Linked DNA regions of Homo sapiens: region 2 is linked to region 1. Evidence: read pairs that join two places in POLR2A ChIA-PET (ENCODE). Cell type or tissue: OCI-LY7. All regions are shown on one strand. Each heading gives the region's core, and the rest is flanking DNA. Links, peaks and the distances in the headings are about the cores only. Region 1 has its middle 51 kb from the start of KBTBD8. Region 2 overlaps LRIG1 (leucine rich repeats and immunoglobulin like domains 1).

What was found. Peaks named below come from ENCODE experiments on the same cell type or tissue, not always from the same donor. Only the 100,000 strongest peaks of a DNase experiment are listed, where the experiment ranks them.
Region 2: POLR2A ChIA-PET joins it to region 1 with 8 read pairs; 2 of 35 experiments call an interaction of 5 or more read pairs at or near these places.

Annotation. Positions count from the first base shown.
Region 1 is chr3:67,041,149-67,057,400 of GRCh38, reverse strand. No RefSeq gene overlaps it. Among named protein-coding and RNA genes, the nearest start is that of KBTBD8, 51 kb to the right of the region's middle. RefSeq lists a silencer at 9,241-9,300. In OCI-LY7, for the core only: a CTCF peak has its summit at 11,249; DNase peaks (open chromatin) are centred at 8,510, 8,800, 9,180, 11,130 and 1 weaker place; H3K4me3 peaks cover 3,759 bases; H3K27ac peaks cover 4,473 bases.
Region 2 is chr3:66,481,925-66,498,176 of GRCh38, reverse strand. The region is part of intron 1 of LRIG1 (leucine rich repeats and immunoglobulin like domains 1); the gene reads left to right. Among named protein-coding and RNA genes, the nearest start is that of LRIG1, 11 kb to the left of the region's middle. RefSeq lists a silencer at 2,178-2,472. In OCI-LY7, for the core only: a CTCF peak has its summit at 8,301; DNase peaks (open chromatin) are centred at 5,356, 7,766, 8,406, 9,486 and 1 weaker place; H3K4me3 peaks cover 4,934 bases; H3K27ac peaks cover 5,000 bases.

The DNA of each region.
Region 1 (16,252 bases), core at 6,840-11,839:
ACTAGGCGTATCATATTCAAGTTGCAGAAAGTCAAAAATAAAAAAATTAAAATAATCCAGAAGAAAAAAAAACTCCTTAAAAAGGAGCAAAGATACAAATTACATACAATTTCTTTTTAGAAGCCATGCAAATAAGAAGAGAGTGAAGTGAAATATTTAAATTTTTGAGAGGAAAAAAACCTACAAACCTAGAACTCTGTATCCTGCAAAATTATCCTTTAACAGTGAAAGAGAAATTACACTTTCTCAGATTAACAAAAAATGTAGGGAATTTGTTGCCAGTAGATCTGTCTTGCAAGAAATGTTAACAGAAGTTCTTCAGGGAGAAGGAAAATGATGGAAGTCAGAAACTCAGATCTACATAAAGAAAAGAAGAGCATTAGAGATGAAATAAGTGAACATGAAACAAAAACTTTTGGTTTCCTTTTTTGTTGTTGTTTTTGAGACAGGGTCTCACTCCATTGCCCAGGCTGGAGTTATATGATCATAGCTCACTGCAACCTTGAACTCTTGGGCTCAAGCAATCCTCCTGCCACAGCCTCCCAAGTAGCTGGGACTACAGACACATGCCTCCACACCCAGCTAATGTTTTTATTTTTTAGTAGAGAGTAGGTCTCATTATATTGCTAAGACTGGTCTCAAACTTCTGGCCTCAAGCAATCCTCCTGCCTCAGCCTCCCAAAGTGCTGAGATTACAAGCATGAGCCACACAGCCTGGCCTTGTTTCTCTTACTCTTAATTACCTAACAATTAAAACTTTGGCCAAAATAATGATAGCAACAATATATTCAATTATTATAGTTTATGTACAAGTGAAATGAATGACAGCAATAATGCATGGGGTGGGAAGGAGAAATTAGGAATCCTTTTTATTATAAAGTACTTGCACCACCCATGAAGTAGCATGGAGTTATCTGAATGTGGACTTGAATTAATCATAAATGCATATTACAACTCTAGGGTAACTAAAAGACTTTTAAAAAATATAATTGATATGCTAACAAAAAAGTAGAATCAAATAAAATCATCAATTAAAACCACAAAAGGAAGAAAAAGATTGGAAGACAAAAATAGAAACAAAGGTTGGAAGACAAAAATAGAAATAAAGGACAAGAGCAATGAATAGAAAATAGTAAAAAAAATGTGATAGATATTAATAATCATTTCAAACATTAATGGTACAAATATACCGGTTAAGACAGTCAGTGTGGATCAAAAAACAAGACCCAACTATATGTTGTCTACCAGAAACTCACTTGAAATATACACATATGGATTAAAAGTAAAGTGATACAGAAAGATATGCCATGCTAATGTTAATCAAGCTAAACTAATTTCAGACAGAGAAAATTTCAATGCAAGAAAAGTTATCAAGGAGAATGAGGGGCATTACATAGTGATATGGATCAGTTCTCCAAAAAGACATAACTATCCATAATGTGCACATGCCTAACAACAGAGCATGAAAATATGAGATAAAACCGATAGCTCTGCAGAAAGAAGTAGAAGAATCCACTATTATAGTTGGGTAACTTCAACACCCCTCTTTCAGAAATGAACAGATCTTGCAGACAGAAAATCAGTAAGGACGCATGCACTCAAAAACATCATAGTTGAACTCAAAAACATCATCAATTAACTGAATATAATTGACATCTCTACATTACTTCAACAACAGAATGTGCATTCTTCTCAAGCTCATATGGAACATTCACTAAGGTAGACCACATTCTCTGCCATAAAACATACCTTAACAATTTCAAAAGAATAAAAATAATACAGTGTATTATTTCTCTCAGACCCACTAAAATGTCTAAAATTTAAAAAGAAGAGCTATAACAAATGTTGACAAGAATGTGGAGAAACTGTCACCCTCATACATTGCTAGATGAATTATAAAATGGCACAGTCACTTTGTATGTATCTATGTATTGTAGAGAAGGCTCTAGCTATGTTGCCTAGGCAGGTATCAAACTCCTGGCCTGAAGTGATCCTTCTGAAGCACTGGGATTACAGGCATGAGCCACCATGCCCAACTTACACAGTCACTTTAAAAAAACAGTTTTGGAGCTCCCAAAAATGTTAAACATAAAATTACACTAGAACTTGTAAATTAACTATTTGGTTTATGCCCAAGATAAGTGAAAACATATGTCTACATAAAAATTTATACATAAATATTCATGGCAGCATATGGCCATAAAAGTGGAAATAATTGAAGTGACCTCCATCTGATAAATGAATAAGCAAAATATAATATGTGCAAACAAAATATTATATATTCATGCAATAGAATCTTATTTGACAATAGAAAATAATGAAGTAATGATACATGCTACCACATGGATGAACCTTGAAAACATTATGCTAAGTGAAAAAAAGCTAGTCACAAAAGGACAAATACTGTATGATTCCATTTATATAAAATGCCCAGAATAGACAAATCAGTAGAGACAGAGACTGGATTAGTGGTTACTAGGGGCTGGGGGAAGGAAAGAGGGGAATTACTGCTAATGGGTATGGGTTTTTTAGGAGTGATGAAAATGTTCTGGAATTAGATAGTGCTTGTACGACTCCATGAATATATTAAAAACTCCTGAATTACACACTTTAAATAGTGAATTTTGTATGATACAGGAATTATTTCTCAAAAAAGCTATTGTAACAGAAACATAATACACTGAGTAAGTATAGGTTCTAAAAAAGTATCTCATCTACATGGCTCCTATATACAGAATTATCAGGCTGTTATATTATGAAATTAAAGACTGAATCCCTCTTAGACTTTGCTAGTATTCCAATGCAAGGTCTGGAAGCTATGTCCACCAAGGCACTAATGCTTTGAGAAGTTGAAACAAATGGTTCCTTCCAATGGACTGGCCAAGCTATCAGAAATAATATTGGGCCAGGCTCATTGGCTCACACCTATAATTCTGACATTTTGGGAGGCCAAGGTGGGAGGATTACTTGAGCCCTGGAGTTTGAGACAAGTCTTGGTAATATGGCAAAACCCCATCATGAAACACACACGAAAAATAGCTGGACTGGGGTACGCAACTGTAGTCCCAGCTACTGGGGAGGCTGAAGTAAGAGGATCACTTGAGCCCAGGAAAATTTTATTTTAAAAACCCCATAGAGTCAATTAAAAGTCTGTTCGAATTAAACACACACACCCTAGTAGCTTTTCAATGTATCAATCAGAAAATATAATTTAAAAAGAAAAAGACAAATCTCACACACTATCCATCTATCCATCCCATTAACAATAAAAGCAACGCTGTATTCCTAGGAATACAACTTACAAGGCGCATGAAGGACCTCTTCAAGGAGAACTACAAACCACTACTCAAGGAATAAGAGAGGACACGAACAAATGGAAAAACATGGATAGGAAGAATCATGAAAATGGCCATACTGCCCAAAGTAATTTACAGATTCAATGCTATTCCCATCAAGCTACCTTTGACTTTCTTCACAGAATTAGAAAAAACTACTTTAAATTTCATATGGAACCAAAAAAAAAGCCCATATATCCAAGACAATTCTAAGCAAAAATAACAAAGCTTCATGCTACCTGACTTCAAGCTATATTACAAGGCTACAGTAGCCAAAACAGCATGATACTGGTACCAAAACCAGATATATAGACCAATGGAACAGAACAGAGCCCTCAGAAATAACACCAAGCATCTACAACCATCTGATCTTTGACAAACCTGACAAAAATAAGCAATGGGGAAAGGATTCCCTATTTAATAAATGGTGTTGGGAAAACTGGCTAGCCATATGCCGAAAACTGAAACTGGATCCCTTCCTTACACCTTATACAAAAATTAACTCAAGATGGATTAAAGAGTTAAACGTAAAACCTAAAACCATAAAAACCCTTCCAGGAAACCTAGGCAATACCATTCAGGACATAGGCATATGCAAAGTCTTCATGGCTAAAACACCAAAAGCAATTACAACAAAGCCAAAATTGACAAATGGGTTCTAATTAAACTAAAGAGCTTCTGCTCAGCAAAAGAAACTACCATCAGAGTGAACAAGAAACCTACAGAATGGGAGAAAATTTTTGCAATCTATCCATCTGACGAAGGTCAAATATCCAGAATCTACAAGGAGCTTAAACAAGTTTACACGAAAAACAAACAAACAACTCCATCAAAAAGTGGGCAAAGGATATGAACAGATACTTCTCAAAATACGACATCTATCTGGCCAACAAACATGGAAAAAAAGCTCATCGTCACTGGTCATTAGAGAAATGCAAATCAAAACCACCATGAGATACCATCTCATGCCGGTTAGAATGGCGACTATTAAAAAGTCAGGAAACAAAAGATGCTGGCAAGGCTGTAGAGAAATAGGAATGTTTTTACACTGTTATTGGGAGTGCAAATTAGTTCAACCATTGTGGAAGACAGTGTGGCGATTCCTCAAAAATCTAGAACCAGAAATACCATTTGACCCAGCAATCCCATTACTGCGTATACACCCAAAGGATTATAAATCATTCTACTATAAAGACACATGCACACGTATGTTTATTGCAGCACTATTTACAATAGCAAAGTCTTAGAACCAACCCAGATGCCCATCAATGATAGACTGGATAAAGAAAATGTGGCACATATATGCCATGGAATACTATGCAGCCATAAAAAGAATGAGTTCATGTCCTTTGCAGGGATATGGATGAAGCTGGAAACCATCATCCTCAGCAAACTAACACAGGAACAGAAGACCAAACACCTCATGTCCTCACTCATAAGCGGGAGTTGGGCAATGAGAACACATGGACACGGTGGGGGACCATCACACCCTGGGGCCTGTTGGGGAGTGGAGGGCAAGGGGAGGGAGAGCAGTGGGAGAAATACCTAATACATGTGGAGCTTAAAACCTAGATGATGGGTTGATGGCTACAGGAAACCACCATGGCACATGTATACCTATGTAACAAACCTGCATGTTCTGCACATGTATCCTAGAACTCAAAGTAAAATTTAAAAAAAATAAGGTTAAAAAAATAATAATTAAAAAAAATTTATCCCAACTCTGATTAAGGACCTGTTAAGGCTGCATCTGTGTTTTTCTTATTGGCTCTACTGATAAGTTAACATACTGTTATCATAGGATGAATTATTTTAATATATTGGCTAATTCTATTGCTAATTATTCTTTTTTAGTGCACCCTATACCTATAAGTGAGAAAAAGCTATAGAAACATTTTAATGCCATCTTTGACACATGTAGATTTCAAGGTTTGCTAGCTTTGGAAAATGACCTGGGTAGCTTTCCATATTTTTCTGTGGTGGGGAATCATATATATATATGTATATATATATATGTGTGTATATATATATGTGTGTGTGTATATATGTGTATATATATATGTGTGGGTATATATATGTATTTCGTCTTAAATAATTCACTCATAATACTATTCGATGCAAGAGCCTTTGATACCATCCTTAATTTTTCCCTTGTTTGCCTTTTATTTGGGTTTCCTATTTCTTCTTAAGTTTTATATGTATATTTTTAAGAAGATTTATTTCTTTTTTTGTTTTCAAATGTGTTCACATACCAGTGTGTGTATTAGTCTCTTTTCATTTTTACTTCTCTATTTCTTTCTGTAGGTATGCCTTTTTTATTTCTAATATCACTTATTAGGTTTTATTGTTTGTTCTCTTTAATGTTCTAGAAATTTTTCTATTTTCTTTGTTTTTCTAAAGACCCAGTTTTGAAAGTATTGATTTCTACAATCATCTTTGTTATTTCCTTCAGCTACTTGCCTCAGGTTTTATAGGAATTATTCTGAATTAACTCTTGAAGTAAGTGCATTAAAGACAATCAATTTTTGTCTAAAGAACATATTGGCCATATTCTATAAGTCCTGCTATGTAATGTTTAGCTTTTTTATTTTTTAAATCAGTTTTTTAATTTTAAAAAAATTTTTATCAATTGTTATTTTGGAAAATAAAATATTTTAAGTAGTTCAAATTTTTAGTTTTGAGCATCTATCGTTAATTTATCTTTAAAGTGTACAGCTATTATTTTATTGCTTAGTTATGAAATGATTAAAATAAGCAGAAAAAATACAGAAGATAATATAATATATATTTATGTCCTCATTACTCCAAATGATAGATGTTAATTTTGCCATGCTTGCTTCAGCAATTGTTTTTATGAAATAAAATATTACAGAGAAGAGTGAATGTCCTCTTTTCTTTCCCCTATTCCAATCCCCTCCATGTTTCTCTCTCCAAAGATGACCTCTATTCTGATGATGGCTTATATCTTTCCTGTCCATATTTGTATATTTTTCTGCATAAACTATATCTTAATATTTTTATACAAGTTGAATAATAAACATTGTGAAACTTGCTCTTCACTGAACATCATATTTTGATATGTATTGGGTATATTTATTCATTTTAGATACCATATAGGATTTTGTCATTTATGTGGCCATTCATCTAGTTGTTTCCATTGCTGTAATGAATACCTTTATAATGTCTCCTTATGCATATGTGCAAAAGTCAAGGAATATACCTGAATGTGGATAGGTTTATTTTCTTTACCAAGTGTTACCAAATTGCTTTCCCAAGTGGTTTTACCAATTTATACTTCTGCCAGAAGTTTATGAAAATTCCCTCTTTCTCTACAAGCTAAAACCTGGTATTAATAGACTTGTAAATTTTGAAGTATAAAATGTGGTCATTGTTGTTTTAGTTTGAATTCCCCACATTCCTAGTGAGGTTGGACATCTTTTAATATGTTTATTTGAGTTTTCTCATCTGTGAATTACCTGTTCATATTATTTGCCCATTTTTTAATTGCGTTGTCTTCTTATTGACTTGTAGGAGTTTACAGTTTCTAGATAGGAATGCTTTTTCTTATAAGTCTTGAAATATCTTTTTCCCTTTTGTCGTCATTTTTTAACTTAGTTTACAGTGTCTTTTTTTACATACAAGTTTTTAATTTTCATGTGTCAGATTTACCAATCATTTCTCTTGTGATCTGTTCATTTTTGCTCCAGTGCTATCTAAATCCATGTTTGTATTGCTATAAAGGAATACCTAAAACTGGGTAAGTTGTTAAGAAAAAGAGCTTATTTCGCTCACAGTTTCACAGCCTGTACAAGAAGCATGGCATCAGCATCTGCTTCTGGTGAGGGCTTCAGGCTGCTTCCGCTCATAATGGAAGGTGAAGGGGAGTTGGCATGTGCAGAGACACATGGAAAGAGAGGAAGCAACGGGGTGGCAGGGATGTTCCAGGCTCTTTTTTATCTTTATTTTTATTTTATTTTTTCACCAGGCTCTTTTTTGTTCTTATGGGAACTAATAGAACAAGAATTCACACATTATCTCAAGGATAACACCAGGCCATTCATGAGGGATCCACTCCCATGACTCAAACACCTTATTAGGAATCACATTTTAATATGAGATTTGGAGGGGTCAAACAACCAAATCTTAGCAAATGACACAAAAATATTCCCCTAACTCCTTTTAAAAAATTGCGTAGAAGCTTTGCTTTTCACATGTAAGTCTTTCACCCACCTGAATCATTTTTTGTATATTGCATGAAGCAAAATGAGGGAGAAAGAATGGATAAAATCATTAGTCCTCTATACTTCCTGTCAAAGATGAGACAGCCTATGTGCCTTACCTTTGAATAGAATGTCTGATTAACCATGCTAACTCATGCCTTCAAATTTTGTGACAATTTCACCTGCTCCACTTATTTCAGGGCTTTCTAATGTAAATAAAGAAGATTTTGTTTTTCTGGAAGTTGCAATATATGGCAAAGCACTTCTTTTTTCCTATGTGATAAGTAAGATGGGAAATAGTAAATGGAAGAAAAAAATCAACTCTATCAAGGCTGTTGCTTTGCTGCAGTCAACGGGGAGCTATATTGGAACTGAAGAACTGATCAGCAAAGAAAGAATGGGAAAAAGATAAATGTGTTGTCACTTGAGTCAGATAATCGTAGTTTGACTACTATTTAACTTCAGTTTAATGTGGCTTAATTTTTTTTAAGCAATGTGAGTTTCCAGAATGAAAGTCACACTCAAGTATATATGTATAAGTACACTCCAAAAACAAGAATAAATAATTATTTCAATTTTTCCCACTTGGATAAATGGGCATTCTTCTTATCCTTTATTAGGATAGCAGTAAGTAATAATTAGTTATTTAGCAGAGCCTTCTATTTGTACATTGGTGAAAAATGGGGTTTCTACAATACCAGGAACATGCTAACACAGCTTTTTCCCATATCTGGTTATGTGAATGGATTTACTTAATAGATATTTCTTAAGTGTTTTCTATCCAGCTAAAACATATCTGAACAAGAAGGCAGAACTTGCCTGACTAAATCTGGCTGTCCAGCAAACCCTTTAGTTGTATGCAACTCCAATGCAGTAGTGTGTCTCCCTCGCACCTAAGCTAATGAGTCCTCTGAATTACCCTCTTTCTGAAGTCATTTTTGGCTTCTCATGTCACTATCCACCATGCCAGATAGTGCTACACCACTTCAGGAGCCTAGCTTGGTCAATAGAATACAGAGACAAAAAAATGCAAATACAACATCGTACCTATCGTCAACTATAATTGTACACTTAAATATTTGCTAAGAGGGTAGATCTCATGTGAAGTATTTTTACCAGAATTAAATAATTTTTAAAGGATTTATGCCCATTAGTTCTTTCACAGATTAACATAAGGACAAAACAGGAAGAAGGTGGGAGAGTGCAAATACAGCTCTCACAACAAGCCTATAATTAGGGGAAGTGAGAGTTGTGATATTATCTTTCACAGATTGCTTGAAAAATTATCATAATGAGGGAAATGTAAGTAAAGGTCAAGACTGAGGAAGGCTAAAATCATTTACATGAATGCTTTAGAAGAAGCTGACTTATTTTACATTGCCTACTTTTGGAAAGGAGTTGCTAAATAGAGTTTATTACTCTTCTAAAGTACAGTAACAGGAAGAAGAACAAACTGAGATATGAAGACAATTTTTTTTTATTATGAGCTGACTTTATTTTTTTATTTTTTTTATTATACTTTAAGTTTTAGGGTACATGTGCACATTGTGCAGGTTAGTTACATATGTATACATGTGCCATGCTGGTGCGCTGAATGGATTTCATTTCATGAAATTGACACAGGAAGTGAAAGTTGTAATCAGGCTATAATTATAGACCCTGGTAGTTTGCCTTTTAAGTGAATTCAGTTATGTAAAGGATACATGTGTTAATGATTTTTACGCTTCTGACAGATTACCAGCCTCCTAAGTTAAGGTGCTATATCTTTTTCAGTAATTATTACTATTCGTGACATCTTAAATAAAATACCTTTAGTTGATACAGACCAGTGGTAAAATTAACTAAAGACCAAACCAGAAAAATACACTGTGAGACAGCTTTAGAAAATGCCCTATTATTTACTTATAGAAGGTTTAACTTTACTTTTTTTTAGAAAAGAAATTCAGCCTTTTGTGATAACAATTTAAAGACATAATGTCATAGCACAGCATTCTGAAGAAGTGAATTTAACACAATTATATTATACAAGCTTGGGATTCATATTGATTTATTAGAATTATATGAAACCTATCCTCTGAAGAGCTCCAACATGCCCTAATTGAACTCCAAGAATTTGTCTGATAACTCTCTCTTGGGAAAATTAGATGAAAGCTTGCCCTAGGAGTGATTAAGAGATTTATGGGATTTATACACCAACATGAAAGCTCAGGATTTTAGGCTTGTAGTAATTGTTTCCAATCCTAAGTCCCAAAACTCTGACTCTACTATTGAGATATCTTAAAAGCTATTTCAAAATGTGCTTCAGGAGTCACACAATGTTGTTTAATTCAAACATGACTTTATACTTTTTTTGATGTGATTTATACTGTAACACACAAACACACAAACCAACTTGTTCAAAAGTGCTAAATACCAAATGTTAACACATTGGAGAGCATTAATGCCTGATCTTTCGCTGTCAGGCACAAATTTCAAAATAATATTTGCTTGGACATCTCTTTCCATACAATTGAACTTCTTATAAATGCAATATTAATTTTTTGAAATACATGTAGCTTTTCATACGTGGCTTTTTATTAATTATTCATGAGTGTGATATCTGTCACATTTGATTATACATTTTACATCAGCTTCTTTGTCTTGACAGTAATTTTTACAACATAAATAACATTTGTAAGGCTGTTCAGGTTGTAGTTATACCATCCTTAGTAATGAAACAAAATTTTGGACTTAATATGAAAAGCAAAATCCATTTTACTACTTGAAATTTTAAGTGACTCTATATTTTATAGACAAACATTGAAGTATACAAGATTTTTTTAAAACACCACTTACCATCACATTATAAGATACAGTTTAAAAGCATTTTCTACCAAAAGAATTGATTATATCTTTTTATCAACTTCTCTGAAATTTGAACACTTAATTATGTGAACAGTAGTTAGAAGTATTAATGAATAAATGTAGGAAAACAATCTACCATTCTTTGTGGTGTTTCAAAATCAGTTAAGTAATCCAGTACCCAAAGAATGCAAAATGAGTGTGTTAGAAAGCTATTTGCTCCTATTTAGTGAATTAAGATTTTTCTCCCTATTGTGCAAACAAAATAACATACAAAAATCAGATGAGTCTTGAAGCTGACAAAGGACTACAACTGTCATAACTACTATTATAATGACAGCTTCTGTTTTCAAATTATCAGCTTGTCAACAGTCTATTTTTAAGTAAAAACTGTAATAAATGTGAATTTACAGGTTAAAACTAATAAATTTCTAGTTTTTGGTTTATGTATGTAAGATTCTATAGAAGATAAACTTGCAAACTGAGCTCCAATGTCATTTAAAACTTTTGAAAATTACTTTATTAAAATAATGCAAAGATAAAAATCACTAGCTTTTGGCCAAGCACGGTGGTTCACGCATGTAATCCCAGCACTTTGGGAGGCCAAGACAGGTGGATCACCTGAGGTCAGGAGTTTGAGACCAGCCTAGCCCACATGGTATAACCCCATCTCTACTAAAAATACAAGAATTAGTCAGGCATGGTGGTGCACACCTGTAACCCCGGCTACTCAAGAGGTTAAGGCAGGAAAATCATCTGAACCCAGGAGGTGGAGGTTGCAGTGAGCTGAGATTGTGCCACTGCACCCCAGCCTGGGCGACAGAGGGAGACTCCATCTCAAAGAAAAAAAAAAAAGTCACTAGCTTTCAAGTTGCAAAAGTAAAATATTAAATATATTTCAACAATCATCTCTAAGTTTTGTTTGCCTTTCTTGTTTTTGAGACTCTGAAGACCTAAAATCTAATTCTTGTTTTGAAAGCTGCATCTGCCTAAAGAGCCAATTTTAGTGCTGTCCTCTGAGCAACAGATACAAAATGGTATATATCTGTTGCTTGCAAACATGCAAATCTGCAAAATAATCTTGGCAAAATACCAAGGTTATTTTGCAGATTTGCATGTTTATGCTAACACTTCAGTGGCCTCTAAGTTTCTCCCGATACTCTGCCCACTATTTGAATTCTTTATTTTGGGGGCAGATGCTGTCATCCTTTTCAGAAGGATGTCTAAGTTATAGCTGCAAGGTCTGAATAGCTAGTCTTCCCAAAGGCATGATTAAGTCAGTCACCAAATTTAACAAAATTTTCTACTCAGGCTTCCTCCAAGGTAGAATTCTCTATTAAACAAAAAAATCTAGAAATATGAAGAAATACTCTCTTTAAACAAGATGCTCAATTTTAGAGGAAAACCTAGGGTAAATACCAGGTAAAATCGGGTATTATTCTAACTCATCTTCAGCTCTTAATGTGCCTTGTTAATTTTAACCTTAGGTTTCCTTTCAAAGCTTGAGTGATTCTCTTTCCATCTGATTCTTTTTTAAGATTTTCTAGGATTTCTTTAAATAATTAAAATCTTATCCACCATGGTCAGTTGTCAAAACCACCGTTGCCTTTGTTCTTCTCAGGCCATTTGTATAGTAATCGCATCTCAATTTCAGTCAGCCTCTTTATGCTTAAAAATTATAAAGAAAAAAAAAAAGCTTATGTGGTTTCTCAAGTGACTGGCCTTCCTTATTTCTCTGATTCTTTATATGCCTCTCACCCGACAGAAAAGAAGAGATTAAAACATCAACAGGCATCACAGTAATTCTAGCTTGTGGGAGGTGCTTCTGAGACTCCTCATTTAATTGGAATGGAATCTCATTTATTCCAAGCTTGCCTGCTCCCTTCCGTCTTCTGCCCTCTGCATGCAGGTAATTGGTCTTCAGCCACAACTTGCCCTATTTGAAAGGATCTGGGCCTCTTTGCCTAGAATTTAACTTTTCAAAAAATTTAAGCCTAAAAATATAAAAATGGTTTTAATGAAAGTGTCTCCAAAAATCTCATTAATTAAAAATACCACTCATGTATGTAGAACCTGCAAATGCCAATTTTCTCCCTCTCAGTCTGACTTCCTCCCTATTTCTCTCTTTTGACCCTTACACAATGTCAGCACTCATAGGGGTCTATAGAGGTAAGTGGTCAGGGTAGATCATTGAGGCCAGGGGAAGAGAGAAAGAAATTCAGAGTGGGAATCCTGGCCAATCCCTTATTTGCTAACTCTGTATCCTAGTCATGGATTGACTCGCCCAATTCCTGGCCCCAAGTAGCCTGGCTCACCAGATCCCTGGAGTTTTATAGCCTGGTAGATGGATTCAGAAAGTTACAAGGTTATAACTCACTGTTCTGAAGTGGCTATGAGAGCCAGAGAGGCCCAAAACCCAAAAGGACCTTACCTTTCTCGAACTGAGTATTACACAGACCCTTTTGTATTTTGGCACCATGTGGTACTGTATTCTAGGTCAATTACTTTTAAGTCAATATTGTACAATTCTGATGCCAGAAAAGAATTCTGTGCTTGGCACATAGTCCCTATGATGACTTAATAAAACAAGAATTGATGGAATGAATTAGAGCTGCCTAGAAAAGGCAAGGTATTTGCCAGATCTTATTTTGGGGGTAAGTTTTTGAATCAGTAGTACAAAATAAAATAATATAAAAAGGGATTCAGAGAAAAATCTTATTCTCACCTGTGACCATCTGTACTCACTTTCCCAGCCTCTGAACAAATAAGCACTATTACTGGTTTCTTATGTACACTTCCAAAGTTTCTGCATCTGTATACTGTCAGGCCTCTGAGCCCAAGCTAAGCCATCGTATCCCCTGTGACCTGCACATATATACCCAGAAGGCCTGAAGCAAGTGAAGAATCACAAAAGAAGTGAAAATGGCCGGTTCCTGCCTTAACTGATGACATTCCACCATTGTGATTTGTTTCTGCGCCACCTTAACTGAGCGATTAATCTTGTGAAATTCCTTCTCCTGGCCCAGAAGCTCCCCCACTGAGCACCTTGTGACCCCCGCCCCTGCCTGCAAGAGAAAAACCCCCTTTGACTGTAATTTTCCACTACCGACCCAAATCCTATAAAATGGCCCCACCCCTATCTCCCTTTGCTGACTCTCTTTTCGGACTCAGCCTGCCTGCACCCAGGTGATTAAAAAGCTTTATTGCTCACACAAAGCCTGTTTGATAGTCTCTTCACACGGACGTGCATGACATTTGGTGCTATGACTCGGATCAGGGGACCTCCCTTGGGAGATCAATCCCCTGTCCTCCTGGTCTTTGCTCCATGAGAAAGATCCACCTACAATCTCTCGTTCTCAGACCAACCAGCCCAAGTAACATCTCACCAATTTTAAATCAGGTAAGCAGCCTCTTTTTACTCTCTTCTCCAACCTCTCTCACTATCCCTCAATCTCTTTCTCCTTTCAATCTTGGTGCCATCCTTCAATCTCTCCGTTCTCTTAATTTCAGTTCTTTTCCTTCTCTGGTAGAGACAGAGGAGATGCGTTTTATCCGTGAACCCAAAAGTGGCACCGGTCACAGACTCGGGAAGACAGTCTTCCCTTGGTCATTAATCACTGCGGGGACGCATGCTTGATTATTCACCCACGTTTCAGAGGTGTCTGATCACCGCGGGGACACCTCCCTTGATCCTTCACCCTTAGTGGCAAGCACCACTTTCATGGGGGGCAAGAACCCCCCACCCCTTCTCTCCACATCTCTACCCTCTCTTTTCTCTGGGCTTGCCTCCTTCACTATAGGCAACCTTCCACCCTCCATTCCTCCTTCTTCTCCCTTAGCCTGTGTTCTCAAGAACTTAAAACCTCCTCAACTCACATCTGACCTAAAACCTAAATGACTTATTTTCTTCTGCAATGCCGCTTAACCCCAATACAAACTCCACAATGGTTCCAAATAGCCAGAAAATGGCACTTTCGATTTTTCCATCCTACAAGATCTAGATAATTCTTGTCGTAAAATGGGCAAATGGTCTGAGGTGCCTGACGTCCAGGCATTCTTTTACACATCAGTCCCTCCCTAGTCTCTGTTCCCAATGCGAATGATCCCAAAACCTCCTTCTTTCCCTCCCGCCTGTCCCCTCAGTCCCAACCCCAAGCATCGCTGAGTCTTTTCAATCTTCCTTTTCTACCGACCCATCTGACTTCTCCCCTCCTCCCCAGACTGCTCCTCCTCAGGTGACTCCCTGCCAGGCTGAATCAGGCTCCAATTCTTCCTCTGCCTCCGCTCCCCCACCCTATAATCCTTCTATCACCTCCACTTCTCACACCTGGTCTGGCTTACAGTTTCATTCTGCAACTAGCCCTTCCCAACCTGCCCAACAATTTCCTCTTAAAGAGGTGGCTGGAGCTAAAGGCATAGTCAAGGTTAATGCTTCTTTTTCTTTATCCAACCTCTCCCAAATCAGTTAGCGTTTAGGCTCTTTTTCATTAAATATAAAAACCCAGCCCAGTTCATGGCTCATTTGGCAGCAACCCTGAGATGCTTTACAACCCTAGACCCTGAAGGGTCAGAAGGCTGTTTTATTTTCAATACGCATTTTATTACCCAATCCACTCCCGACATTAAATAAAGCTCCAAAAATTAGATTCTGGCCCTCAAACCCCACAACAGGATTTAATTAACCTCTCTTTCAAGGTGTACAATAATAGAGTAGAGGCAGCCAAGTAGCAACATATTTCTGAGTTGCAATTCCTTGCCTCCACTGTGAGAAAAACCCCAGCCACATCTCCAGCACACAAGAACTTCAAAATGCCTAAACCACAGTGGTCAAGCATTCCTTCAGGACCTCCTCCCCCAGGATCTTACTTCAGTGCTGGAAATCTGGCCATTGGGCCAAGGAATGCCCACAGCCTGGGATTCTTCCTAAGCCATGTCCCATCTGTGCAGGACCCCACTGGAAATCGGACTGTCCAACTCACCCTGCAGCCACTACCAGAGCTCCTGGAACTCTGGCCCAAGGCTCTCTGACTGACTCCTTCCCAGATCTTCTCGGCTTAGTGGCTGAAGGCTGATGCTGCCCCATCACCTCGGAAGCCTCCTGGACCATCACAGACACTTTCAGTAACTCTTACAGTGGAAGGTAAGTCCGTCCCCTTCGTAATCAATACAGAGGCTACCCACTCCACATTACCTTCTTTTCAAGGGCCTGTTTCCCTTGCCTCCATAACTGTTGTGAGTATTGACAGCCAGGCTTTTAAACCTCTTAAAACTCCCCAACTGTGGTGCCAACTTGGACAACATTCTTTTATGCACTCTTTTTAAATTATCCCCACCTGCCCAGTTCCCTTATTAGGTTGAGACATTTTAACTAAATTATCTGCTTCCCTGACTATTCCTAGGCTACAGTCACACCTCATTGCTGCCCTTTTCCCCAGTTCAAAGCCTCCTTCGCATTCTCCCCTTGTATCTCCCTACCTTAATACACAGGTATGGGACACCTCTACTCCCTCCTTGGCAACCGATCATGTACCCCTTACCATCCCTTTAAAACCTAATCACCCTTACCCCGTTCAATGCCAATATCCCATCCCACAGCACACTTTAAAAGGATTAAAGCCTGTTATCACTCACCTGTTACAGCATGGCCTTTTAAAGCCTATAAACTCTCCTTACAATTCCCCATTTTAGCTGTCCAAAAACTGTACAAGTCTTGCAAGTTAGTTCAGGATCTGCACCTTATCAACCAAATTATTTTGCTTATCCACCCCGTAGTGCCAAACCCATATATTCTCCTATCCTCAATACCTCCCTCCACAACCAATTATTCTGTTCTGGATCTCAAACATGCTTTCTTTA
Region 2 (16,252 bases), core at 4,789-9,788, 560 kb after region 1:
GATTTTAAGATATGAGCAGCATGATTTCTGGTTAGTATGTAGCAACACAGTATGCAGTGCAAAATGGCTATCCTTTGAAAAATATTTGTGAAGTTTTCTTATTTCTGATTAAGGACAAATCAAGCAAATGTGTTCTTTTTTTCTAGACTTCAGACTTCTGAATTTAAATCATTAGTCTCCGTGAGTCTTATTCTGGAATTTCCATAAGAGTATTTATATGGTTTGTATTCCTGGCTAAGATTCAGCAAGACTTTAGGGGAGAAAGTGTCTGTATATGATATAATGAAATATCTTGTAGTTTCACCAAGTTTACACGCTCTAAGCCCACGGTGTCTAGAAAATGCTTTGAGCTAGTTTATAAACCCATGAACTGGATTTACTGCAGCTAGTTCAAACAACTTCAGGCTGTGGGTTTGAGATAGCAGAGGACCTGTGGCTTTATGGGACCTTTTTTTTTTTTTTTTTTTTTTTTGTAAACAGTGCGTCTGATGTGGAAGTTGCTTCTAGGCCTGATATAAGAAAAATAAAACTTTTAAATAGTGAATGTAAATGCAGTGTGAATAGAAGAAACAGAATGGATAATGATAATCGGTTCATTTTTGGGGCCTGAGGATAACTTTTCAGCACAATAACTTACAGTTGTAGTAGTCAAGCCATAATTTAAGTCTCCCAGCCCATTACGTAGGTGAGATTGGCATGGTCCAACTAGCACATTCATAAATAGCACCAAGCCACTGCCAAGCCTTATTCCAACTTCCCAGAACCTGAGAAGAAGTTGAACTTCTTAGAACTCAGATATTTGCTTTCTTTGAAATTATTTTTGAGAGCATGGCTTCAGAAGCTATTTAAGAAGTATTAAATACAGTTTACCTTAGACTCTTACCTGTGCCGTAAATTTCAGCAGTGTTTAGTCACAAAATGTTGCTAGTTTAAATGTCCTGAGAGCTGAATGGTAGCCCATTGGGATTGGGATTAGGATTAGGAAGGCAGGCCTAGAGGAAGAACAAACCCTGATTTTTGTTCTCAGTGTGGAGTGAAGATGACAGAGCATTCTAAAGCAAGGATATTCACAAAAGTGTATACCAAGTGTGGTTATCCTAAGCCACATTAAGATGAGTTTATTGATTTTGATCTCTTTGTACTATGTGTTTGCAATACCAGATCAGTTAGCTTAAATCTAACCTTGCCAGTTTTGGCAAAGAAGTGGTACTTATGATTACCTTAGAAAATAAACACCAACTGTGGTTGCCATTGTGGTTGGGAAGCAAAGAGGGCCTTTGTCTTTCAAATTTTACAGCTGTGCTGGAAGGCCCAGGTGTGCAGGGTGTTGTGAATTAAGGGTTTGGAAAATACTTTCCATCCTGTTTATGCAAATTAAGTTTAAAGTGCAGATCACCAAATTGTTCTGGAACCTAAACTGAGATTCATGTTTTTTTTTTAAAGTAGATTGTTGTATGGATGGTCCTGAAATATTTCCTTCTCCATATCACTTAAACTCAACAGACTTTGAAACAAAAGTCTTCCGATTTGTGGGACAGGGAAGAACCTGGGTTGTTTGGAATAGGGAGCATTTTAAACACAGGTTAATTGCCAAGAATACAGTCTGAAAGGTGCAAGTGCTCTTAGAGTTTCAGGGAACTTTAGCTTGAGCTCAGAGTCCTTTTCTTTTGCAACAAGTGTCTTCCCTCTTGTTGGGGGATAACTTGTCTGTTGATAGCTCTCTGACAACTTTTTTTGAGTAAGGTGAGATTTCTGGCAAATAATATTGGTTGTCGTGAGAAAAAGGCACACTGTTTAAGTCTTGCTGATATGAAATTGTGGCCGTAATATCTATTCTTTGAGTACTGCTAAAGTAGGAAGTGTCCAGAGATTCCCAGCGCCCCATGTAAATTAACTGTGTATTGGCACACAATGTCCCTCTTGCCTTTAGGACATGTCAGAACTGTTCCTGCCCCGCTTTTCAAGGGACTGTTTTAAAAAGTAGTGTATTGTCTCTTTGCATAATTATATTTGGTTACTAGATTTTACAGACTTTGGACTTTTGAACATATTATCAGCAGTAATTCTCGGAACCATCTTCAGAAAGATGAAGAAAAATTAAGTGTAGTGTGATGAGAGCTGGTTCCTAGTGGATGTCCTCATGTCCCATCTCCCCAGCTCTGCACCGTTAGCTGAAAGCTTTCCTCCCTCCAGTGTTAATTACTTTGCCTGGGTTCTCCCTGCAGCTTCCCTGAGTCCATTGGGACGGCCTCTGGCTGACCTTTCTCTCCCTCAGACACCATGATCACAATGAAAGGGCCTCTCCCGCTTCTGCAGGGGTGTCTCCTTGGTGCAAAGTCTTCAGCCTCCTCTCTTTCAGGGTGGACAGGAATGCAGGAGAGAGCACTGGGGTTTTGTGTGACTTAACAATGCACCTGGCCCAGTGCTGTGCACCTGCTAAAGCCCTGAAGGTCTGTTAGATAGGAAGGCTGGGTGGAGGTTGTTTAAAATAGCCTATAGTTATTTAAAAAGTGGCATGCACAGGAGAGGGAAATCTAGAAGAGGGATTCATTGAATTGAAAGTTGTTATATGCAGTAAAGGATGTTGGTTGTATCAGAGTCTTTCTTTCTTCTTTTCCTCGTTTGTTTAAAACATAAAAGGGATTCCTCTGACCTACCCCATAGGTAGAAGGACTTTAAGTTTCACGAGCAAGCCTAACTTTCAATTCCTTTTGAATGAGCTATGTGACATTTACTCACTGGGTACGTTCCCCCTCCTCAGTGACTGCAATTTGAAACCCTGGGGGTCTTTTAAAAGCGAACAGAACTCTGGGCCGTGTTAATATTCAGAGCTGTTTACAATGGATGCAGTTTCAAAGGCTGATGGCATTGTCTTGAGACAGGAGGGAGGACGGGTGGAGGAAAAATTCCCAGGCAGGGAAGGGCAAATATCTAAAAATCTCCAGTGTTTACCAGCCTGTGGGAAATTTAGGGACCGTTACTGTTATTTTTTATGACTTAAGCATGACACTGAGCCACTAGGGTTCATTCTATCTACCTCATGGCTTCAGTTCTTGTATGTCAGTTATGTGGTTATCTTGTGCTTTTGTTTCAAGTTAAAGTGTGGAAATTGGTAAGAAACTCAGATCTTATCTCCTCTGGAAAGAAATAGAGCACTTTGAAGACCAGTGGTTAACATTTTTATAATAGTTTACCTCTGGGACCTGCATTTATGTTTTGCTCAAAGAATTTGATATAGCTGCACAGTTTAGAAGAGCAGTCCCGACTGACCAATTAATTGTCCAATTATGACTAGGACTGAGAAGTTTTTTGCTGAAATACTTGATACATGACCATTCTTATTAAGCAAAATGAATGGATCAATAAAGATTGCAGAAAAAATTTGCAGTTTATTGATGGTCTAATTTCTAGTTGAAAGTCGGCAATTTGTGTCTCTTTTTTGTAGGGGGTGGTGGGTATGCTTGTGAACTTTTCTTATACAAAGGCTTTTTGCTTTATATGTTCTTATATTCTTATATTTTGTATAATTTGTTATCAATGGTTTTTACCTAAGTACTTTATGCATAGTCTTTTGAAACACAAGTTATAACTTCAATCTGTTCATAGAAGTCCTTCAGTTTTTTAAGCTGTTTCTCCATTTCACTGGGTTTTATACTTTTCATTTCCTGCCTTTAGTTCTTTATATCTTCTAAATGGGCATTTGCTACCCAGCTGTCTCCTGGTCTCCATTTGGGTTATTGACTGGGGGAGAGAATGGGCTAGGGACAAAGCTTTCCTCACCTTTACTGTGTTAAATATGCAGGGGCTCTTGCCGCTGGTGGTCACACCCAACTCACACTCGTCATTAAGGAGTGGCGGTGAAGGGGTTGAAAGTTAATTCTGTGGTCCATCCCTGGCACCTCCAGTCTACAGCTACATGTGTGATTTTGGGCAAACCTCTTCATGTCTAAAAAGACAGAAAAATGCTCTATCTTATAGAAGCTGTGAGGACAAAGTTAGATGATGCCTATATTTAGCTAGGTTCCTCAACTTGGGTCCATCTACTTTATGATGATTCTGGAGCACAATTTGAAGGTTAAAGGCCTCAGTAGCTCCAATTTATTATCCTGTCTCACAGCCAGTCTCTCCAAGCCAGATTCCTTCCTTCTTCCCTTCCCCTTCCCTCCCCCACTCCCTTCCCTTCCCTCTTTCTCTTTTTCTCTTTCTTTTCTTTTTCTTTCTTTCTTTCTCTGTTTTCTTTTTCTTTTTTCTTTCTCTCCTCCCTTCTTTCTTTTTTTCCTTCTTTCCCTCCCTCCCTCCCTTCGTCTTTCTTCCTTTCTTTCTCTTTCTCTCTCTCTCTCTTTTTTTTCTTTCTTTCCTTTCTTTCTTTCTTTTCTTTCTTTCGACAGGGTTTCACTCTGTTGCCCACGCTGGAGTGCAGTGGTGCAATCAAGACTCACTGCAGCCTCAGCCTCGTGGGCTCAAGCAGTCCTCCCATCTCAGTTGCCTGAGTAGCTGAGACTAGAAGGCTCATGCTACCACACCCAGCTTCCAAGCCAGATTGCTGGTGACAGAGGCTTTCCTGGGAAATGTTTACCTTTCTGCTGTGAAGGAGTCTTTTGGAATGGGAAGATGGCAGCCTTCTCCTGTGAGTTTTGGTGATATGTATGAAGCGGCCTTCTCCCATGGATTTTTGGTGATATGTATGAAGTGCCACAAGTGAACCTCATGTACCCTTGGAAATCTTAGCCAAACAGGCAGGAAGCTATGAACAGTTGCAACAGATTATATAATTAGCAAAAATTATTGAGGTATTTTATAAATCTATTCCAGTTGTACAAATAGTTATGTCTGTTTACCACTATCCTTTTGGAAGGGAGGCAGGTATGGGAAGGTGGCAGGGAAGTGAGAGGCCCTTAAACTAATCATTTTATCCTATTATTTCCCAGGGTTTCATTGAAACTGAGCCCTACCAAGGTGCAAGTAGCACCTCTCAGTCAATAGCTTGGAAAAATGCAGGTGTGCTCTTCCAAACAGGGTTAAGTTACAGACTTTAGGGCTAACTGAATCCTCACTGTACCCGCTTCTCTTTGGAAAACCTTGAGGGAGGAGGGAGGAGGGAGGACAGGAGACAATTGTGGAGTTGTATGCAAAGAACATTTTTCATTTGTTTTGGTCTGTTTGGAATTGCATAGTAACTTTGTAGGGGACACAGGCGGGGAACACAGGGTCATTTGAGGAATCTGGCAAGGATGCCACCTGAAAAGCTGTTTACTGTTTGCTATCACTCCTTGTGCACCTGTACCTGAGTTCCTTCCCCAGTGAATGGCCATGATTCACAGCCTTGCCCACGTGAACGGCCACGATTGTTTTCGTCTTTATTACTATTTAATCTAGCATAACCGGTAAGGCCCATTGTGCGAACAACCAATCTGTTCATTTCTGCAAGTCCTAATACATTTTGGTTTCCTTATGAACCAGGATGCAGGTTCTAATTACTGCTTGTTCAGTTTGTTTTGGCAAAAGGTGACATTTAGAGGGTTTAAAGAAAGCATGGCCTCTTTTTAAGTGTTTTGCGTTGATTAGTTTTTGAACTTTTGTGGTCAAAAGTTCTAATCTCTTATCTTTTATGATCTGCATTCTCAAGATCTCACATTATTGGGAAGAAAATGAAGGAAATGAGTGAAGGTCTCTCTTACAAGCAGAATTAGCTGGACTTTGAGAAACACGATGAACGTAATGCAGGGTTTTTCTTCTTTTTTTTAGCTGATTAGAAAAAAAACAACTCACAACTTTATTTTCTAAGACTCCTTTATGCAGCATTTAACAGCTTCCCCCTCCCTGTTTTGCTCCTTCCACCAATTTATAATTTGCCATTGAAATATTTTACTGCTTATCTTGGTCAAAGCATACATTGCACTGAACTTCTTTTCTTCCGGATTACCTACTTGATGATAGCCTGTTAAATGCAATGAGAAGGATTGAACACTTCTGAACTGGAGGATAGATAATCTTGCTGTTGTTTCAAATCTTGTAGTTCCAGTGCTCTTTTGTTTGAAAGCATTTGTCTCTCAAGCATTAGCACTTTGGGCTGGATAACAAGAAATTAACAAGCTGGGCTCTGCTTAGAGAAAACTTACAACTGATTAGAAAGTAAGCTGTTGCAGGTACAGCTTCTTTTTCTTGAGAGATGATCTGAAATACATAGCTTTTAGAAAAAATTTTGAATTAAGGGAACAGTTGATATGCAGGCAGGTAGTTTAAATAAACTAACTCACTTCTGTTGCTCTGGAGTGTTTTTTCTTACCTTTTGAATATGGAGAAAGGTAAATATCTACACAAGTGGACAGAATAATGTAATGAACTCTAGGTATCTGTCACCCATCTTCAACAATCATCAGCTGTCTTATTTGATCTATTTCCCAATATGCTGCTGCCCTTCCATGTTATTTATTTATTTTTTCTTTGGAAATAAATCAAAGGCATATCATTTTATCTGCAAATGTATAGGTTTTTTTTAAGTTAACAGCTTTATTGAGATATAATTTATATACCATACTATTTACTGTAGGGTGGTTTTAAGAAATTGGAAGTTTTGAAAAAATTGACATTCATTTTAACTGTGTTTTTCCAAAGGGCGTTTTGGTAAGCTATATATTTACAGAATGTTTATTGGGCACATTCTGTGTGCACCCTAGTTTATATGTTCTCAAAATACAGATTTTTTTTCTTTTGTAGGAGGTGTTTAGCAAGCTCTTTTGTGCTAGTCCTCTGCCAGAATGTGCAATTCTGATTAACCTTCCACTTTCTCCACATAGCTCTTACTTGGGAGGTTTCTACCAAGCTATTAATTGTTGATTAAAATCCATTAGTGAACAAACATAATTAGAAATGGAATAGATCATTTAAAAAGTGATGTCTCAGATACTGTTGTTTAGTAGAGGGATAATTAGCCGTTGGTTGTAGTTAAGTCATGAGTCTGAATTGAGTTAACTATTGTTTACTTTGTAAGGCCTGACCCTCCAGCTGTGGCTACTTGAGGCTGCTTTAAATAGAGTTAGAGGCAGCCTGTAAGAAAAATCTTCAAAAAGCAAAGAACTAGGTTCCTGGAACCCTCTGTGCTTGATTTAAACTTCACACAGATTTGAAAATGTGTTCTCCAAGTAGCTGCTGCATGGTTTGTTTTATTTTATAAAAGTCCATAGTTTAATTTCTCCTCAGTCCGGTACTTTGTTGGTGAGGGGGCTTCTTTAGAATGGATTTTTTGCTAGCTGCAGCTTCATTTAGGAATCTGAGTGGGAATTACTAGTCCTCCAAATTCCATTCACTTTATCCTAGTTTTTGGAATGACTTCCATCTTCTATCTGTGAAAATCAAATTCCAGGTAGATTATGGAGTGTTCGGTGGCCTTAAAAGCTGTCCAACATGGTCAGGTTAAACTGGTGGATCTGTGAAGCTTAATTAAATTTATATGATAACCGATTATACACCATTTACAGTGGGTTCTCTGTTTAGAAAAGTGGAAGCACGCTCCAATGCATTTTTTTTTTTTAAATTATGGGGCAGAAAAGCTTAGTATTGAGAGATTCTATGAAATTAAGTGCTGTTCTGCAAATTAGGAGAACACCATTCTTTCATCTGGTTTTAGCAGTGTGGTGGTACCTTGACCCAGCATCATGCCTCCGTCTTAGTTTTCGTTTTATTTTTAATTAAGAAGAATTTTTCTCTGTGTCTGTGGTTTCCTCCCTCCACCTGGGCTGGTGTGAGTTTCTGGCACACAAGCTCCCAGTGCTTGCAAAACTTATAAACAGTCAGAAGAGCTCGTTGCTTCCAGGAAGTGAATTGTTGATGCAATGAAGTGATGGATGCAGAGGCTGCAGCTCGAAGGGAGCAGGGTTTCCTTCCATCTTGGAGGAGGGGAGATCCAGAAAACAAGCTGACATGCCCTGTAGTTATTAAGATCTGCCTCATCCCAAATTCCTCTGATTGTTTTCTCAGATTTGGAGTCTGTGTAGGACTCTTTGCTTTGGGTGGTTTGGCCTTATCCAGGGCTATGCTTTACCCAATGGAAAAATCAGAGACTCTTCTATGGAGATTTTTGGGTTCTTTCACAAGGTCATTTGAAACAATACTTAGAAATGAGTAAATTATATTCATTTCATTACTATCCTAAAATAAAGATTGGCTGACCTTATTATTTACTTGGGAGAAACTTTATGTGAAGTCGTGGTGCTCAGAATGTCTTTCTGGACAGAAAGGAGACCACGTTTTCATGGAGTTTCTTAAAGGGGTGCTTGCCCAAAGAGGCATAAAAATGATTCACCTGAGAGGAAAAAATTAATTTTCTTAAAGTCATGAAAGTGAGGATGTGGTAGAATGGGAAACTAGCTCATGGCTGGGCCTCAGGAGACGTTGGGGTTTCGTCCCAGCTCTGCCACTGATTGGCAGCATAACCTTGGGCTAGTCACTTCATTTCCTGTCTGTAAAGGGATGTATAATTTCTAAGACCCCTCATTTTTAGGTTCATGATTCTATTCTAATTGAAGCAAAAAGGGAGTAAACTTATATTTCATTGGATGGTAAGAATTAAATTGATCTGTATCTAGGATACTTAAACATTCTCTCTCTCTCTGTGTGTGTGTTAGACACACACACACACACACACACACACATACACACAAAGGGTCCCACTCTGTCACCCAGGTTGGAGTGCAGTGGCGCAATCATGGCTCACTATAGCCGTGACCTCCCAGGCTCAAGTGATCCTCCTACCTCAGTCTACTGAGTAGCTAGGACTACAGGCATGTGCCACCACACCTGGCTAGTTTTTATTTTTTGTGAAGATGGGATCTTGCTGTGTTGCCCAGACTGGTCTTGATCTCCTGGGCTCAAGTGATCCTCCTGCCTTGGCCTCCCAAAGTGCTGGGGTTACAGATGTGAGCTACCATGCTAGGCCAATGTTTGCTACTTCTGAGTGAAATTCTCAGATGGATACCATAAGCAGCAAAGAGAAAAAAGGGTATGTGCATGCAGAGTCTCAATGAGGGACCCTTTTGTGAGCCTTGAGATATTATTGAGGAGGAGTGAATACTCCACAAAGAAAGTGGTGCTTTCCTTCATTTTTACCTCCTTTTCCCCTCTGGCCCAAAGAAAACTGTGGAGGCTGGTACAGATCCACTTTCGATCTTTGATTTAGAATTTTAAGAACTTAGGTAAAAATTTAAAGAAAAAAAACCAGGAAAATAAATTACAGGCATGTTTTCCCAAAGGGTCCTTTCTCAGGGCCACTGCAGGCAGCATCTTTCTCAGGCAGTCCTTCAGTGAATACTTGCCATAAGTGAAGTTGTAAATGATGCTGAGAAACTGCCTTTAAGGACTGGATGGGCCACCTGTCACATTCTATAGTCATGGCCACAGGAAGGGCAGCTACTCACTGCACTGCCTGTTCTTTCTGGGCCAGCTTGCCATCCCTTTTACCAGGGAGATCTTTCGTGTATCCCTTTCAAGATAGAAACTCAGCCAATTAACATGTACAGCCTAGTGGCTTCCTTTTTCTTTTTTGAGGCAGAGTCTCACTCTGTCGCCCAGGTTGGCGTGCAGTGGTGTGATCTCAGCTGACTGCAACCTCTGCCTTCCTGGCTCAAGTGATTCTCTTGCCTCAGCCTCCCAAAGAGCTGGGATTACAGGCGCCTGCCACCAAGCCAGGCTAATTTTTTTTTTTTTGTTTTTTTTTAGTAGAGACAGGGTTTTACCATGTTGGCCAGGCTGGTTTTGAACTCATGACTGACCTCAAGTGATCCATCCACCTCAGCGTCCCAAAGTGCTAGGATTACAGATGTGAGCCACCACGCCCGGCTGTGGCTTTTTCTAATTTTGAAGTCTGACTCTGTTTTTGGCCAAATTCATATTAAATTTACCCATCTACCTAGGTTTGCATTGGTTACCTCTTAGTTACACTGTTTTTGAAAATCTTGAAAATTATGACAGTAATTGGACTCCTTAAAATACTTTTCATGGAGAATCTAGAAGCTTTTATTTTCTTTGTTCTGGATGTCCACTTTTCTTCGACGTGGAATTTGTTAGTGCCTTCAGTGGAAATTCTTGGGCTTTTCTTTTCCTTCCACTCATTCTTTATCGTGTAAATTTTCATAAAACGAAACTTCCGGATTTAAAATTTATTTTTATTTTTATTATTGTTTTCCGGAACAAATTCTTGGAATTTGGAGTTTTGTTTGGGGATACAACTAAAATGCAATGAAGTTGGAGGAACAGTTAGTGGTCTGGAACTTCTTGACAGAAGTTTAACAACAATTAGGGACTACTTTAGGAATAGAGTGTCCAAAAAACTAGACTTTACAAAAAAAATTCTCCCTTTAAGAACCAAAGATGACCTTTTTCCATTGTGCTTTCTGAGCTCAAAACAGGCCAAATGATGTTCCCACCCTTCTTCGAGCCTCGTGTGTCAGTGTCACACACTCTCCCTGTTACTCACTTGGTCTCGTTCTGGTGAATTTATTGTTGACATCTCGTCCTTTCCCGGAGGAATCTCTGAGTCTATCTGATTAGGTAACTCTTCACACATCCCTGTATGTGTGTATGTGTGTGTGTGTGTTTCTCTCCACTTAGACTTGAAAGCAGCAGGGATCATTCAATTTCATGTACCTAGGAGTCCCTTGATAATTATTTGTTTATTGCCTTACCACTTTGTCTTGGAGCTTGGTACATTCTTTCAGGGCAGAACGGATCCCCCAGTTTCATTGTTTCTCTAAGGGGTTCTGAGGTTTACCCCTGAAGTGTAATTTTTCCTGATTGGCCTGTGTGGAGGACTTCATAGGAGTGTTTTTAGAATTTAAATATCAGGAGTAAAAGGCCATTTTCTTTGTGCTGAGGGTCTGTTTTCCCCTCTGGAGCCAGCGGCTAAATGCAGAGGCTTTCTTCAATTGCTGTTGCTTCTTGCAGTGTGGCCCCTCAATGAGAAGTCATAGCTTGTGGTTTGTCTGATTTTATATGTCAGAACTTTTAGAGAGAATATTTGACCTAAAACAAAAATTATGGATAGTCCTCTCTTCCTTTCCCATTTCTCCTTATTTTCTACTTTCTGCTTGAGAACCACTTCAAAGAATCAGATGTGTTGGTGCCAGACGCCGTGGAGTTATTGTTAGAAGAATTTGGAAATATAATTGAAAGCAAACTTTGTTGAGCAAAGCAGATCTAGGCAAGTTTTTACTTTGAGGGCGAAGGGAATTCCAAGTTTTTCCTCTATTTGGAGCTGATGTCTCAGAACACTTGTTCTGTGAGATGAATCATCTGTGAATTCTACATCTGGGAGTTATATATTGGGAAATGGCATTCTTTTTAAATGTAGAAGAAACACAAAAGCGTAAAGTTACAGTGTAGTTGGAAAATTCTAGTCAGAGTTTAAAATACTAGCATTGAGGTGAAATTGGCAGAGTGATTGGACGTGAGTCTGTGATACCTAAAATAGACATGTCCATACATGGAAAACAATACGATAGCCACACTTACTTATTGTGACCCTTTTCGTTTGTTTTGAGACATTTTTAAAAAGTCATAAACATCAGCTATTCAGAATCATTAGTTGAGTCGATTGTGACTTGAGAATCAGAATTTAAGCGTTTGTCTTGAGCTCTTTAAGTTCAGGTGCCTTGCTAACCAGTGAAAAGCCCAGAGCAGTGCAGTATTTCAGGGTCTTCAGGGGAAGATAATGTTGTGTCCTTGTCTTCTCAGAGTCCTGCATTCCAGGCATCTGGTTATGAGGGGCCATGGTTGTGGGGATGCAGCAGCTGTGCGGTTCATGACGCACGGTGGTTAAGAGGCAGCTCTGGGGCCTGGCTGCCTGGGTGACCTTGGCAATTTACTCCACTTCAGTTTCCTTTTCTGTAAAATGGGGATAATTGTAGTGCCGACTTCCTTAAGCTTGTTATAAGGAAAAAAATGAAATATTTAACACAGGGCCTAACACACAAGCAGAAGCTTGAGGAAGGGTAGCTATAATGTTATTATTATAACTGTCGCAATAATAGTGTACCTTTCTGCAGCAGGATATATCTGTGTTAACTGATCATCACCATCTTAACTCTATGAAAAATATTGTCTCTGTTGTATACATGAGGCCCAGAGTAGTTGAATGACTTGTTTAGAGTCTAGCACTTGCCAGTTAGAATTCAGACCTGCGTGTACATGTTTAGAAGAAAATACGGTAAGACTAGCACTGCCTTCTTTCTGGCCTCCCTTTGACGTCTCTGAATTCCTGGAGGCCGATTGGTCTTTGGTGGCTTGAAGCACCTAGTGTAGTTCTGGCTGTACAGCTGGTGCTCTATACATGGTGTCTTGAATGTGATCTTGAAGAGCGTGTTTCTTTGTTGGTAGGCGTGTGTGTCAGATCCATTTTTGGTTTGCCTGTTTGGTAAAGGGGGTGGTAACATGCACATATGTTTTGCCATCTGTTGTTTATTGTTTCTGTTAGGTTGTGGTTTGTGTTCCTGTTCCATGTTCCTTTGGTTTCTGGAGCAACTGCGAATATTATATGCTTGGGGATCAAAAAAAGTAAACTATTTATAAACAGTAAAGTATCCTTGGGTTTGGAAAGTGTTTTTCTCAAATGCGTGTATATTTGTTGGCTTTATGATCATCTCACTGATGAATCGTTAGATAATTTGCAGACTGAGACACATCTAAAAGATGGGCGAGTCATGGTCCAGCCTTGTGTAACCAGCTCACAGACAGCCTTGGTGATAAGGCCCTGGTGTTAACGCTGACCCGAGTGGTGTATTTTTAACTCAAGAACATATAAACAGTTTAGCCTGCTGATGGAGTTTATGCACCGCCTGAAATCTTTGGCATGCCTTGGATTTGTGGCTCTGTAAGATGTACGTAGTCCTGGGAGAGTGCTGTGGCCGCCAGTGACCCACTGCCCCCACCCTTCATTCAAAAGAAAAGGAATGTAGCAGCAAGATGGAAGGAGAAAGGTGGAATTTATCAATAATTTTGTATGATAATTTTTCCTTTTTTTTTTTTTTTTGAGAGGGTCTTAATCTGTCACCCAGGTTGGAGTACAGTGGTGTGATCTTGACTCACTGCAACCTTTGCCTCACAGGTTCAAGCAATTTTCCCACCTCAGCCTCCTGAGCAGCTGAGGCTACAGGTGTGCACCACCATGCCTGGCTAATTTTTGTATTTTTTGGGGGTAGAGACAGGGTTTCATCATGTTGCCTAGGCTGGTCTCGAACACCTGGGCTCAAGCAATCGCTGGCCTCGGCCTCCCAAAATGCTGGGATTACAGGTGTGAGCCACCATGCCTAGCCTGTAGTATAAATTTTATCTTAAATTTTTTTTGTCATTACTATTTCACTTTGTTATGCAGACTTTAGAGGGAGGAGAGAGCTTTTTACTCACATCTGTTTGCAACCCCTTGCCCCCAGCTGTAGGGGTCTTTGCAGAGTTGCAAATTGGAGCACATGAATCCCATTGTTTAAAGCTGTTACTGTCCACCTGCCCCTCATCGCGCTTCTTACCTGGCCCCACCTGTCCCAGCCACCACGTGGGGCTTTTTAAAAAGACTTTTTAAATACCACCATGTCCCATGTCCCTCACCCACCATTTCCTCTGTCTGGAGAATGGGTCTTCCCTCTTCGCCTTGCAGATTTCTGTTCATCTGTCTTAAACGTTTCTCCCCATAGAAACCATGGCTGACGTTCCCTTTAAGTTAGATTCCCATCGTGAGGATTCTGCAGTGCTATGTATAGAAGTTTTGTGTGAATGTTTGATTCGTTTCTGACTACCCCATTAGTCTGTAAGCTCCCTGAATGCAGTGACTGGCTTTGTTTCCAATCCACCATTGTATTCCCAGAATCTAGTGTGAAGCCTGTGACACATTAAATGCTCGTGACAGATACCAGTGTAGATAGAGATAGTGGCATTCATTCTGTAGAGTCCTGTATGTCCTGTGGAAATACCTCTGCCAGATAGAATAATTCAGACCTCCCAGGCTTCATCTGTGTATTTCCTGAATATACCTTGCTTGTTTAGTAGCTTCCTATACCCCTCACCACCCTCCACCAAAGTCTCTTAAGTGTTGAGAAACTTAGAAGAATGGAAAGAAAGAAGAAACAAATAGAACCGAAGTTGAAAAGATGACAGGCTGTTTACCTGCCACATTTAGAATTGGCGGTCTTTTTGGTCTCTCTGAATTTTGGAAAAGTCCCATATGCAAGAATTGTCACTGAAGTGGCTTTGTAGTTAAAGCAGTGCATGTGAACTGTCCCCACATGAGGTCCTCGGGCGCCTCGTCCCTGCTGGATTGCTGGTGGCTGTCCTTGGCAGGTGGGCCAGGCTCAGGCGCTCTCCTCTGTGTTGCGTTTGGCGAGGGAGCCCGCGGTGCCCTTCCCAGCTGTTGACATGGTCTCTCATCTGCTCTTTTGCTGGAGCCGCGTTTTGGAGCCTGCTTTTCCAGAGTTGACACTGCAGGGGAGGGTGGCTTCTTCCATAGACCGAGGCTGTCTAGACACCCTTCCCCTTGTGGTTATTCTGCTCAGTTTATGCTGAGCCCTCGCCAGGCAGCTGGTTTCGGTTGCTTGAGCTCTTACTTTGCTCAGGCCTCTGCTTTGACAAAAAGGATGACCAGGCCAAGGTAGCTTTTCTCCCTCTTTGCTGCTGGCAGAGAGAAAGACTGCTTTCCTTGACCAGAGGGAGCTGTGAGAACACTAAGGACAGGTTACCCTGCCCTCTGTGGACCCAGCCCAAGTAACTATGTAAATTGATAGAAGCTTCTATGGCAGGAGACTTCAGGCAGATACATTTCTAAATCTGGGCCTTTTTAGCTTGGACTTCAGATGTGAGACATTGGCCCCCACCCCCATCCTCAGACACGCAGGATCTCCATCCATGGCAGAGAGAGCACTGCGAACCCAGCTGGCAGAGCTCCTCTCTGGGCAGTCTCCCAGGCATGCTAGCAAGGGGCAATGGGAAGCTGTGTTCTCCCTGATGAGCTCAGCCTCACATGTTTCTTTTAATGGCTATCGAGATCTTGGACTGTGATGCTGTAGGGAAGCCTTTTGTCCCCAGTGAGCTGGAATAGTCTAGGCAGATTACTGTCTTGGTGGCCTTACGGGGGGTGCTGGAGGGGGTGCTATTGATCTGTTAGCCTAGTTACTATGTCTTTATTACTTTTGATTTTCTGGTGACAAATGTTAGGCATTTATTGAATAAAGAAGAAAGTACAAAAGAAAAAACAACTGATTTCATTGTTCGGTGATAAATATTATCACTGGATAGTGTATAAATTTCCAGTAATGTGTGAGGCTGAATACCTATTTCAGTTATGTTTTAAAGACTCAATATCTTGAATATTTTCCCTGACTTTAAGCAGTTTTTAAAATGTGCTTTAATATTTATTGTATAATAAATTATTACACAACTTACATAAAACTTGTAAAGTTTCTCTGATATTGGGCATTTAGGCTTTTTCCTAAGCTTTGATAGACATCCTTATGCATAAATGTTTAGCCATTTATTTCCTTAGGATGAGTTACCCAATTCAGATAGCGCTGGATATGCAGATTCTTAATATTTTCGGTACCACTGCCTCTGAGAAAGAGGCTGCCAACTTACATGTGAACTTGTGCTTGTCCCACACCCTCACAAACATTAAATGCTGTTTATTTCTGTAATCATGTACCAGTTTAATGGATGGAAATTGCCTCAGATTATTTTAATCTGCATTTCTTTGGATGTTGAGGCTGAAGACTTTACACAGGATACTCCCAGATATTTCCTTTTTCAGTTTCCTTCCTTTGTTGATGCTCAGCCCAGTACATCATCTGCTGTCCTCCACTGTGGTCTTTGGGCTTGAGCACAGTACATCTCTTTGGTACTAGGGAAGCTGTGTTTCTGAGAGAGCACAGGTGTAATTGCATAGAAAACTGTGCTCTCAACAGGCATGTCACATGTTTTGACTCTGAACCAGGACATCTTTGGGTTCTTCTTAAACAGATGTGGACGCGTGTTGCGGAGGGGACTGTTGCAGTGGCTCTGTTGATCCTGTACTGCTGCAGCCTTCTGCAGAGCCAGCCTGCCTGTGCCCAGGCTGCCCGGTCTGTGGCCAGGGTGCCTGGTACCTACAGCTGGTAGGAATCAGCGCAGATTAGCGTGGCTGAGAACCTTTCAGGAACAGCTTCCAGCAAATGGAAATTATTTTAAAACAAATTTATGTGGTTTTTCTGTCAAACCTACTTGGAGCATAAACAAGGTTGAA